Regions from separate parts of the Homo sapiens genome. Here region 2 is linked to region 1. Evidence: chromatin contacts called from ENCODE Hi-C or POLR2A ChIA-PET data. All regions are on one chromosome and are shown on one strand. Each heading gives the region's core, a stretch centred on a gene start or an enhancer-like site at or near the end of the contact. The rest is flanking DNA. Distances are from core to core; before and after follow the strand shown. Region 1 holds the start of HECTD3 (HECT domain E3 ubiquitin protein ligase 3). Region 2 overlaps ARMH1 (armadillo like helical domain containing 1).

Region 1 (6,190 bases), core at 1-2,500:
GGGCTGGTTCAGGGGCTGAGAAATACCCAGGCTGGGGGATAAAGAGGGATCAGAGTTGATGGTCCCAGAATAGAGATCCTGGTTGGAAATCCTGAGGCATCCCTTGAATTAAGGCCCTGGGATGAACATCTCAAAAATCCATGGTTTTAGGATTCAGGATCCCAGCTAACGGAGTTCAGGTTGGGAGGTCTCCAGGGTGGGGAAAGGGGAGTAGAGGGATAGAGTCCTGAGTTGGAAGACTCAAATTAGAAGCCCGGCTAGCCACACCGCGTGCTCTGGAGAACTCACCCCAACCCATTCGCTTCCATGGTCAGCTGTCTGTAACTGCGAGCTCAATCCACAATTTAACCTGAATCTGAGCCTGCCCCCCAGTCCAGGCTCCGCCCCTTTCTGTAGGGAACCAAGAGCGTCGCCATGTTGAAGATCACATGATCGGACTCCAGCGACAGCTCCAGGGCTGCCCTGGCTGCTGCCCGTAGGACCCCTACCTTTTTTCACCGTAAAGTTTGCTGTAGCGACGCAACAACAAAGGCCCAAAAGAAAACTCCGCTGTAAATGTATCTTACGGTGACATGAGGAATTTGTTCTCATCTGACAGTCTGGGTATCCGGAGGCTTGGCGCAAGTCCCACTCATGATACCAACAGTCTTATCCAGCCAGGTCCATACTATAGCCTGGACCTATAGTAGGTGCAGAGGTTAGCTCTGCTCAAGACAGCCCCAGCCTTTAAGGAGCTACAAGACTGGGGAAACAGAAATCAGCAATCACATTAAAATGAATAATGATCTCCAGTGTCCTTGGGATTAGGAGTGACAAACAGAATCAACCCTAATGACTCAAGACTCCTGTCAGTGGCAGGGGAAGGGGCCATTGTCTCAAACACTTTAATCACACCACCCATAGGATAGGGAGTCCAGCAGATTCGCTGGGAGTGGGAGGAAAAACAGCAGGCCGAAGAACCAGAAAAATGACTGTTGGCAATGACCCAGGCTAGCTAGAATGGTGACTTGAATGAGGGTAGTAGCAGTAGAGATAAAATGGTAGTCACAAGGAAATGGAGAGAGGGAGATTGATCAGGTAGCAATCACCAATCTTGGGTTTGGTCGGCTGGGTTAGGGTGGCACAGAGATAAGTAATATGGTTGAGTGTGGGAGTACACAGTCCAATACAGTGAGAGCTGGGGTGCGCTTAGTCCAGAACATACGGCAAAGGCTGGCCAAAGGCGGGGAAGGGCGTGGTGGGAAGCTCTGTCCGCGGTCGCGCCAGCTGTTCCCCGGGCAGGGTCGCCTCTAGGTGCTCACCTCCGCCACTTCGCCATGGCGGGTCCTGGCCCGGGCGCGGTGCTGGAGTCCCCCCGGCAGCTGCTGGGCCGCGTGCGCTTCTTGGCAGAGGCAGCGCGGAGCCTCCGCGCCGGGCGGCCGCTGCCAGCAGCGCTGGCTTTCGTGCCGCGAGAGGTGCTCTACAAGCTTTACAAGGACCCAGCGGGACCGTCGCGCGTGCTTCTGCCGGTGTGGGAGGCAGAGGGCCTGGGGCTGCGTGTGGGCGCCGCAGGCCCAGCCCCCGGTACCGGCTCCGGGCCCCTCCGCGCCGCCCGCGACAGCATTGAGCTCCGGCGCGGCGCCTGCGTGCGCACCACGGGCGAGGAGCTGTGCAATGGCCACGGGCTCTGGGTGAAGCTGACAAAGGTGCGCTCTTCCCTGCCCAGGACCCGGTAAAAGACCCCTGGGGCCAGAGAAACCTCTGGCTGTTTGCCTTTTCTCCCCTGTATTGAGTTGGCATTGCGTTCGGCGCCCTTTGCCCTGGGCTGGGCACGACAGGCGGCTGGGCAGTTCCCTGACGGCTGTCCCCATCCTACGCGTCCCGGCAGGAGCAGCTGGCAGAGCACCTGGGCGACTGCGGGCTGCAGGAAGGCTGGCTGCTGGTGTGCCGCCCGGCGGAGGGCGGAGCCCGCCTGGTACCCATCGACACTCCCAACCACCTCCAGCGGCAGCAGCAGCTCTTTGGCGTGGATTATCGGCCGGTGCTCAGGTACTGCACTTGAAGGAGCGGGGCTGGCTGTCAGAAGGCCGGGCCAGGAGGGCTTGGGAACACTTCAGCCACAGCCTGGGGTGGGTGGGATACTGGAGCGGAGGCAGGGTTAAGAGCAGAAAGGGGCGGGACGTGAAGGGGGCTCGGAGGGAGACTGGGAGATAGAGCCCTGAAGAAGGCTACACGGCATGGAGGTAGTGTCTTGCTGACCGCTGATGTCTCCCCATCCCACTCCCTACTCTGTGCCCACAGGTGGGAACAGGTGGTGGACCTGACATACTCACATCGCCTGGGATCGAGACCTCAGCCGGCAGAGGCATACGCAGAAGCTGTACAAAGGCTACTGTGAGTGAGCTGGAATGGGGTGGGGAGGAAGGAGCTCTGCGTCTGGGCCCAGTCTAATTAGGGGCTTGGGGTTGCTTAGCTATGTACCCCCGACATGGACCTACGAGTGCGACGAGGACCTGATCCACTTCTTGTATGACCACCTGGGCAAGGAGGATGAGAACCTGGGTAGCGTGAAGCAGTATGTGGAGAGCATAGACGTTTCCTCCTACACGGTGGGTGCTGGGGCTCCTCCCACCCCAGGCAAGATATAGTCACACCCCTCAAGGCTAGATCCAGAAAGAACCCCCACCTGCAGGCCAGGACTAAAACAGGGTCCCCACAGGCCACACTCAGTTCAGCTCCCCATCTTGGACGTCTATAGGACCCCTTACATACCCAGCGGCCCCCTATCCCATACCAGTTGCCTGTTAGCCCAACTTCACTATGCTTTCTCTCTGGTGCTCCTGGCCCAGAGCACAAGCCCAGTGCAGGGAGGGAGGGTAACTGCTGACTTCACGTCTCTGCCCCTCCCCAGGAGGAGTTCAACGTGTCCTGCCTGACAGACAGCAATGCCGATACCTACTGGGAGAGCGATGGGTCCCAGTGCCAACACTGGGTACGGCTTACTATGAAGAAGGGCACCATTGTCAAGTAAGTAGGCTCTGGGCAGGACAGGGTGGGTGGGCTATGTCCCTGTGGGTTCACAAAGACTCATATTCACACTCTGACCCTTCAGGAAGCTGCTACTCACAGTGGATACCACAGATGACAACTTTATGCCAAAGCGGGTGGTGGTCTATGGGGGTGAAGGGGACAACCTGAAGAAGCTGAGTGACGTGAGCATTGACGAGTGAGCACGCTGGCCTGGGGAGGGAAGTAGGGCATGTTCCAAGCCTAGCCCAGCTTGAAAGCCTAAGTTTGAGTGAGACTCCAGCAGTCTCTGAAGGCCTGAGGCAGGAGGTATCTGAAGTGCTTCACACTCATCTCCTCAGGACCCTCATCGGGGATGTCTGTGTCCTGGAGGACATGACCGTCCACCTCCCGATCATCGAGATCCGCATCGTGGAGTGCCGAGGTGAGGTTTAAGGCTATAAGGAGGGAAAGAGAGCCCGGCGTGGAGATGGGGGCAAACAGAGAGTGTGTGTGGAGAGAAGAGGATGGGCTTGGAGTTGGGGTGAAGGCGATGCTGAACTAACTCCAGGATTTGGAGCTTTGGGGCCTGAGCCAGCTGGGACATGCCAGGTATAGGCCTGCCTTAAAGCCATACAGGTGGTTGGGCTCACCTGGAAGAGGAACTGAGTTGGGACCCTCAGGCATCCCAGCATTCTAGTGGAAGACAGAGGAATCAGCAGGAATAGATCAATCAGAATCAGGTGATAGAAGGTGATCCCGAAGGTCCCGAGTTTCTAGGGGCTAACGGTGACACAAGGCTGAGCGTTCAAGGAGCCGGTCCCAGGTCTGAGGGCCAAGGAGGCAGCAGGTGCTGTAAATGACCTTACTCTGACCCCTTCCCCCAGATGATGGGATTGATGTTCGTCTCCGAGGGGTCAAGATCAAGTCATCTAGACAGCGGGAACTAGGGTTGAATGCAGACCTGTTCCAGCCAACTAGTCTGGTGCGATATCCACGCCTAGAAGGCACCGACCCTGAAGTACTGTACCGCAGAGCTGTCCTCCTGCAGAGGTGGCTGTGGTCCTGGACCTATGGGCCCTTCCCTTCCCCCAACATTGAGCCTTGTGTGTCTGCATGGAGGAGGTTCCCAAGGTCTCATAGTATAAGCTGTTCAAGGGTCAGAGAAGCCCCCAGGTCCTGCCTTTTCCTGTCCCTTTATGTTGGGGAGTTGGGGGTGTTACAGGTATGCTAAACTCTTTAGCTGCAGTCTATCTACCCATGCCAGATTCATCAAGATCCTCGATAGTGTCCTGCACCACCTGGTACCTGCCTGGGACCACACACTGGGCACCTTCAGTGAGATTAAGGTGAGCCGACCCAGCCAGTGCTGGTCTTGGCATTTCCCCTTCCTGCTCACGTAGTTGTTCATTCCTTAGCAGAGTTCCTAAAATCTACTCTAGGGCAAGACCTTTGCTGGGTCTGGGAACATAGGAAGAAAGCCAGAACAAATGGTCCAAATTTAGTGTTTGGGAGGCTGTTCCCCAGCCTCCTTGGTATTCCAGAGTGTGTGGAATACCCAAGGGCTATTGACAGCACAGGCAGGGCAGTTTGCGTGAAAGGTACATACAGGGAGTTACCAGCAGCTCAAGATGTCTTGAGAAAAGTGTGCCAGTAGGTGTGAGTATGACAGAGGGATGAGGGTGGAAGGATGTGGGCAGGAGACAGGTCCTGGTTGCAGAGGGCCCTGTGGGCCAGGCTGTGAAGCAAGGACTTTGTCCCAGGGTAGTGGAGCTGTTGGAAAGGTAAGGAAGGTAATGACAGTATTAGATTTTTTTGTTTTAGAAAGCTCTCCCTGGTGGCTGAACTAAGGAGGGGACTGGAGACAAAGACAGGGATGGACTAGACTTGAACTGAAACGGTGGAATTGGATACAGGCAGAGGGGAAAGTTCCAGGGCCTGGACGGAGGCTGACTGCCCACTCATTCCTGCTCTGGCCACCTCTCCTCACTAGCAAGTGAAGCAGTTCCTACTGCTGTCCCGCCAGCGGCCAGGCCTGGTGGCTCAGTGCCTGCGTGACTCTGAGAGCAGCAAGCCCAGCTTCATGCCACGCCTATACATCAACCGCCGTCTTGCCATGGAACACCGTGCCTGCCCCTCTCGAGACCCTGCCTGCAAGAATGCAGTCTTCACCCAGGTCTGCACCACCTAGGGTCCGACTGAGATAGGATCAGTCAAGGGCCAAGGGGGCTAGGCCAAGAGGGACCTGAACAAGTTCTTGGGGCAAGTATAGGGCCAGGTCTTGCTTTCCTATGACTCCTTTCCTCCTTGCCTCCAGGTATATGAAGGCCTCAAGCCCTCTGACAAATATGAAAAGCCCCTGGACTACAGGTATGGCATGAGAGTGAGGGACTTACTCGGGACACCTGTTTGTGCACACAAACACACACAAACACACACACACACACACACACACACACACAACTGCTCGAGGCACCCCTCGCCATGACTGCTTTTCCCAGGTGGTCTCTGAGCTGATGAATTGTGCTGCACCTGGCCCCACATAATGACAAATCTGCCCACGTTTTTTGCAGGTGGCCCATGCGCTATGACCAGTGGTGGGAGTGTAAATTTATTGCAGAAGGCATCATTGACCAAGGTGAGGCCCTGAGGGAGGATCTCAAGGGTCCTGCTTGCTGCCCTATCAAAGTGGTAGAGGCTTTTCACCAGCTAATGATGATGGGGGACCTATTCATTACCCCATTATGGGAGCTGGGCTCTTGAGTGCCCAGCTGAGGGCATCTGTCATTTCAGGGGGTGGTTTCCGGGACAGCCTGGCAGATATGTCAGAAGAGCTGTGCCCTAGCTCAGCGGATACCCCCGTGCCCCTGCCCTTCTTTGTACGCACAGCCAACCAGGTAATCTCCGTTTCCATCTCTGCAAACCTCCCAGGTGCCAGATTGAGCTAGAAAGGGGGCAGAGGAGGGGGCCAGATTGAGCTAGAAAGGGGGCAGGCACAGTGGCTCACGCCTGTAATCCCAGCACTTTGGGAAGCCGAGGCGGGCAGATCACGAGGTCAGGAGTTCAAGACCAGCCTGGCCAATGAAGTGAAGCCCCATCTCTATAAAAATAAAAAATTAGCCGGGCGTGGTGGCACGCGCCTGTAGTCCCAGCTACATGGGAGGCTGAAGCAGGCGACTCGCTTGAACCCAGGAGACGGAGGTTG
Region 2 (6,190 bases), core at 2,230-4,729, 310 kb after region 1:
TTATCTCCTGACCTCGTGATGCGCCCACCTTGGCCTCCCGAAGTGTTGGGATTAGAGGCGTGAGCCACGGCGCCCGGCCATGATAACACTTGTATAGCACTCAGCAGTTTGCAAAATGGTTTTACAAATACTAATTCACTTAATCCCAGAAACCATACCAAGAGGAAGGTGTTTCTCCCGCTTTATGGATGAAGACACTGAGGCTTCGAGAGGCCATGGGGTAGACAGGCAGGAGAACCTTGATGAGAATGCAGGGTGGGAAGTGCTTTGAAAAAGGGAGATGTTCGTCAGGCGTTGTGGCTCACGCCTGTAATCCCAGCACTATGGGAGGCCAAGGCAGGTGGATGGCTTGAGTTCAGGAGTTCGAGACCAGCCTGGCCAACATGGTGAAACCCTGTCTGTATTAAAAATACAAAAATTAGCTGGGTCTGGTGGCACGCGCCTGTAGTCCCAGTTACTGGGGAGGCTGAGGCAGGAGAATCGCTTGAACCCGGGAGGTGGAGGTTGTAGTGAGCTGAGACCGTGCCACTGCACTCCAGCCTGGGCTACAGAACGAGACTCCAACTCAAAAAAAAAAAAAAATAGAAAAAGAAAAGGAAAAAGGGAGATGTGGGGGATGGCATCTCTTTTACATGCCTCACTTCATGGACTATATTAAAATTATTGAGGGTGCGGTGACTCATGCCTGTAATTCCAGTACTTTGGGAGGCCGAGGTGGGTGGATCGCTTGAGCTCATGAGTTTGAGACCAGCCATGGCTAACATGGCGAAACCCCGTCTCTACTAAAAATAACAAAAATTAGCCAGGCATGGTGGCGCATGCCTGTAATTCCAGCTACTTGGGAGGCTAAGGCATGAGAATTGCTTGAACCTAGGAGGCAGAGGTTGCAGTGAGCTGATATTGCGCCACCACACTCCAGCCTGGGCGATAGAGTGAGACTCCGTCTCAAAAAAGAAAAAAATAAAAACTATATTATTTACTTTTCTCACCAGACTCTAAACTGTCTGAGGACAGGGATTATATTGTATTCATTTTTGTATCCCTAGCACCTGGCATATACCTAGCACACAGTAGGTATTCAATAATTTTATTTCAAATTTATTTTATTTCCTTTTTTTTTTTTTTTTTTTTGAGACGGAGTCTTGCTCTGTAGCCCAGGCTAGAGTGCAGTGGCGCGATCTCGGCTCACTGCAATGTCCACCTCCCGGGTTCAAGCGATTCTCCCACCTCAGCCTCCCAAGTAGCTGCCATTACAGGTGCGTGCCACCATGCGTTTGAATTTTTTTTTGTATTTTCAGTAGAGACGGGGTTTCACCGTGTTAGCCAGGATGGTCTTGATCTCCTGACCTCGTGATCCGACTGCCTCTGCCTCCCAAAGTGCTGGGATTACAGGCGTGAGCCACCGCGCCTGGCCTAATTTTTGTATTTTTAGTAGAGAGGGGGTTTTGCCATGTTGGCCAGGCTGGTCTCAAATTCTGACCTCAGGTGATCCACTCGCCTTGGCCTCCCAAAGTGCTGGGATTACAGGTGTGAACCACTGCGTCTGGCCTTCAATTTTATTTCTTGAGTTATTCATAATTCAATTTCTTTTTTTTTTTTTTGAGATGGAGTTTCACTTTTGTTGCCCAGGCTGGAGTGCAATGGTGTGATCTCAACTCACCACAACCTCTGCCTCCTGTGTTCAAGCGATTCTCCTGCCTTAGCATCCCAAGTAGCTGGGATTACAGGCCCCGACCACTGCACCAGGCTAATTTTTTTGTATTTTTAGTAGAGACGGGGTTTCTCCATGTTGGTCAGGCTGGTCTCAAACTCCTGACCTCAGGTGATCTTCCTGCCTTGGCCTCCCAAAATGCTGGGATTACAGGTGTGAGCCACCGCGCCCGGCCTCATAACTCAATTTCACAAAAGATATTGGGCCACAGCTCAACAAATCTTTGAATGGATGCCTGAAAGAGGATATATTTAAAAAGGAGAAGTATTTCTAAAACCACTACTGAAAAATGTGAGCAAATGATGAATCAGGAGAATCATAAATCTGGGTCTTCCAGTGGTGACATGGACAGGAGCACAAAAAGCTTCCTGTTCAACCAGTTTCATGATGTGTTTTTCCTATAGCAGTGGTGGGTTCTGCCACCATGTCATTCAGGCCCCTAGGGAGACACATCTTGTCACACACAGTACCCACCATAGCTTTCACAAATGAGTTCCTTGTATGTCCTGCCAGAGTTCGCAATAACCTGAAGTAGTTTGACAGATTCCTTCTTGGCCTCCTCCTTGATCTTCTCTAGCCCAAGTATTTCCAAGAGGGTTAGGACACCTCCAACCTCAAGAAATTCTATAAGGTACCGATTACTGTCCAGAGGGATAGAAAAGTAGAAATAAAACTCTTGTCAAGTTCCTTTGCACTGAGCTTTCAAAGAGATCCCAAGGTCCCCTCTTTACATACTTTGCCCTCCTATCCAGGAAATGTCCATAGGTAAAGTGATACGAGTGTGGAAATTCTTCCTTCCAGCAGGAAAGACTGGAATTACATACTAGGGACAGTTCTTGGTTTTGCCATTCCAGCATCTCTTCTTCTTCTTGTAATACCACCTCAACTGTCACTTGGGGAATCACCCCTCTGCCACTCATGGGCCATGTAGTTTTGGTGGGGTGAGGAGGTGACAGGGTATGTCACCCTTCTGACTGCAGAAGTTCGTTTGGGGCTGGGCATGGGACCTAAATTGGTCCAATGAGGCTCAAAGCCTGGGACTTTCTTGGGAAGCTGTGGAAAGGATCTGCTCTGTTTTTGGTATGTCTAGAGCTCCTGAGGACCATGGCATACAGAGGTCTATGAACACAGAGGAGAAGAGACAGAAATGGGGGAAAAGACAGAGAAGGAGGCCAAGTACTGATGACATTGTTTGAGCCCTGGATCTAGTTAGGGCTGAAATATGTATTTCTACCCTCTGGGTTTTTCCAGTTAAGTGAGCCACTAATTTTCCTTTTTCTGAGTCCAATATGAGTTGGTTTTCTGTAATTCACAACCGAGAGGGTGCTGACTAGTGAAGCGCCACTGGAGAGAAAGGGATGGGGGAGCAACTAGAGCAGGAGCCCGGTGGACATTACCTCTGGGCCCATCCCAAGAGCTACAAGGAACCCACTGCTAACAGGAATCCGTGGCCCTGGGTGGTGTGAATGCCAAAGACATCATGAGCCTGAGATGCCACTGAGACCCCCAGAATCACGCTAGAACAGAACTCACCTGCTTACAGCTGATAAGAAGATGCCAATGGACCTGAGAAGCTTTTCTAAACATGAGTCAGTCATATAGCTGTATGACACGTTAAAGAGTGAGTTTCAGGGTGGTTTTTCACACAGAAGCCAGAGCCCGTGCCTGATCTCTGGTACCACCCCGGGCCCAGGGTGGCCAAGTAGCTGAACTGTGCCTCTTTACCCTGAGAGGAGCTACCAGCGGAAGGGGAAGTGGCAGTACACACAGGGTTGGGGGAAGAGGGTGCTGGCTGTTCACTGTTCTCCAGGAAGCTCCTCTGTGGCAGTTCAGCCACCTTGGCTCTTACAGGCTTTCTAGGGAACAAGGAGGCTCTGATGAATTAAGGGTCCCTGGAGAAGGCTGGGGGTCAATATCCCAAAGCTCTCTAAGCCATGCCCATTGCATCCTTGGTGTCAGCATAGTTCATGACTTTGTGCCTCATTCTTAGATTTCCCTAAAAAGAACCAGCTTCATCATTAATTCTCAATTTTTGTACTTGTTCAAAGTTTTACACTGGAGGTCACTATCCTTATGAAGAATTGGCTTCCTAATAAGAATAATAGGAGATGGTGGAAAAATTAAACTCTGATTTAAAACAACCTCAGTATTTAATGTTATTTTTTAATGTGAGTCTTTGCAAAAAGCCTCATTATAATAAAGTACCCAAAGCACGCATCAGCTCAGATACAAGGTATGAAATCAAGCCACAACAGAAAAGGAACCAGTCAACAATTACTAGGCTCATAACACATCAGAGGCTCTTAGAACACTTAAGAAATTAGCTGAAATTACTGCAGCTCATGGAGGATGACTGAGAGCTTCCAAGGCTGATAAAGGCTAATGTAATGGTTTGGAGGTAATGGTGCTTTGTTTGGGCGGGGGGTGTGTGAAGCAAATTATCTCTGCTGCACCCTGGTTCCCAGGATGCCAATAGAAGTAGAGACAGATTGGCTCATTAGGAAAGGCTCTTTACTGCAAAAATAGTGTTGGCTCTGGAGCCAGGCTCCCCTGCCTCTTGCTGCCATAGTTGGGGCCAGGCAGCAGCCCACACGGTGGTCTTTTTATTCCTACATTGTCCCCACCCTGCTCCCTCAACTTCTGCCCCTGTTCCTTCCTCAGTGCATTCTCCCCTTTTTCTTCAGGCTAGGCTGGCCAACTTTTGTTTCTGTCACCTTCTGTTTCCTCTGTCCTGGGCTAGTCTTTTTTTTTTTTTTTTTGAGATAGGGTCTCACTCTGTTGCCCAGGCTGGGGCACAGTGGTGCAATCACAGCTCACTGTAGGCTTGAACTCCTGGGCTCAAGCAATCCTCCTGTCTCAGTCACCTGAGTAGCCGGGACTACAGGCACGTGCCACCATACCCAGCTATTTTTTTTCTGTATTTTTTGTAGAGACAGGGGTCTCGCTATGTTGCCCAGACTAGTTTCGGACTTGTAAATTCAAGCAGTCCTCCTGCTTCAGCCTTCCAAAGTGTTGGGATTACAGAGGTGAGCCACCATGCCAGCTTTATTTTTTGTTTGTTTTTTTCTTCCTTTTTGTGGAGAATGGAGTTTTGCTATGTTGCCCAGGCTGGTTTTGAACTTCTAGGCTCAAGCGATCCTCCTGCCTCTGCCTCCCTTTAAGTATTGAGATACTGGCGTGAGCCACCACACCCAGCTAGTCTTGTTTTCATAGTCACTCACTATACATATTTCTGGTCTATTATTTCCAGGAATTAGTTCCAGAACACATGGTTTGAGTCCTGGATCTAGAGAACAGGGGATGAAGGAGCAATGTTGGGGCCACAAGATCAGCAGTTGCTAACAAGTACCAGCTCCTATTGTGTGCGGGGCACTGTGCTAACTGCTTTGCTTGCATTGTCTCAAATAATCCTCACCATGGCCCTCCAGTGGGTGCTATTAGCATTTCCATTTACTTCCTGAGTAACATGAGGTAACAATCTCAGGTCAATAACTTGTCCAAGGTCCCACAGTGAACTGCTGGAACCGGGATTTGAACCTAGGCAGTCTGACTAGGATTCTAACTCTTACTGTTAGGCCTTCTGGCTTGTAGACAAATGGAGGGAGGGCGCTTTGCAGATGAACTCCCAGTGTGGTGTCGCAGGTGGAGCTGTGGTCTGCACGGTCCACTGAGTAGGAGACATGATGGTGTATAGGCTTTCGGACAGACACCCGGTTCTAACTTTATCTCTACCATGTGCTAGTAAATTACTCAACCTTTTCAAGGCTCATCTTTCTTATCTATAAAATGGAATAATACCAATCACCTATTAGGCTGGGTGTTAGGCCCAAATGACATAATATTTGTACAGTATATATCTCAGTGCCTAGAACATAAAAAGACTCAATAGGCTGGGCCCAGTGGCTCACACCTGTAATCCCAGCACTTTGGGATCCCAGCACTGAGGAGGGTGAATCACTTGAGGTCAGGAGTTCAAGACCAGCCTGGACAACATGGTGAAACCCCGTCTCTACTAAAAATATAAAAATTAGCTGGGCACGGTGGTGCATGCCTGTAATCCCAGCTACTCGGGAGGCTGAGGCAGGAGAATCGCTTGAACCTGGGAGGCGGAGGTTGCAGTGAGCCGAGATTGCACCACTGCACTCCAGCCTGGGCAATAGAGTGAGACTCTGTCTCAAAAAAAAAAAAAAAAAAGAAAAAAAGAAAAAGACTCAATAAATGGTAACTAATTTTATCATTTAATACATAAATCCTTAGTTTTACTGATCTATTCTGAAAGTTCAAGGTTGAAAAAAGGGTTTAGGCTTATTGGGACTATGTGGTAGTCAATTTTGCAAAAAATAATGATGCTGTGATGCTATTATATTGACTTGTTTTCCTCCAAAATCCACCATAACTGGAGGGCTGAGTAGGAGAAGTGGGTTTGCTAATTCAAAACACTGTTATCACATCACGCAGTCTATTTTATCTGTTGTACGA

Evidence for each region. A loop is a pair of places that touch in the nucleus more often than their neighbours do. ChIA-PET counts read pairs that join two places held with the same protein, here RNA polymerase II (POLR2A). Pooled maps may share reads with other maps.
Region 2: a pooled map shows a loop between it and region 1 (3-fold over the local background). The contact joins the enhancer-like site here to the promoter of HECTD3 in region 1. A Hi-C loop is called at or near these places in 6 of 50 pooled maps. POLR2A ChIA-PET finds 5 or more read pairs at or near these places in 4 of 52 experiments (H1, activated CD8-positive, alpha-beta memory T cell, activated naive CD8-positive, alpha-beta T cell and 1 more).

Annotation. Positions count from the first base shown.
Region 1 is chr1:45,006,384-45,012,573 of GRCh38, reverse strand. HECTD3 (HECT domain E3 ubiquitin protein ligase 3) reads left to right here and starts at 1,250. Exons shown (of 21, transcript NM_024602.6): 1 at 1,250-1,685; 2 at 1,868-2,028; 3 at 2,281-2,373; 4 at 2,453-2,588; 5 at 2,891-3,006; 6 at 3,092-3,205; 7 at 3,348-3,430; 8 at 3,873-4,038; 9 at 4,253-4,334; 10 at 4,979-5,161; 11 at 5,303-5,355; 12 at 5,559-5,623; 13 at 5,779-5,882. The coding sequence starts at 1,317. It overlaps UROD (uroporphyrinogen decarboxylase), which reads right to left and starts at 320. Exons shown (of 10, transcript NM_000374.5): 1 at 289-320. The coding sequence starts at 308. RefSeq lists enhancers at 224-353, 394-443 and silencers at 1,204-1,333, 1,414-1,583.
Region 2 is chr1:44,694,225-44,700,414 of GRCh38, reverse strand. ARMH1 (armadillo like helical domain containing 1) reads right to left here. Exons shown (of 12, transcript NM_001145636.2): 3 at 3,245-3,313; 4 at 2,186-2,352. All of the region lies in intron 4 of LOC105378690 (a long non-coding RNA gene), which reads left to right. Among named protein-coding and RNA genes, the nearest start is that of ARMH1, 23 kb to the right of the region's middle. Within about 2 kb of position 3,479, at least 7 of the 41 ENCODE cell types and tissues checked have a DNase peak (open chromatin) inside an H3K27ac peak, as active enhancers do.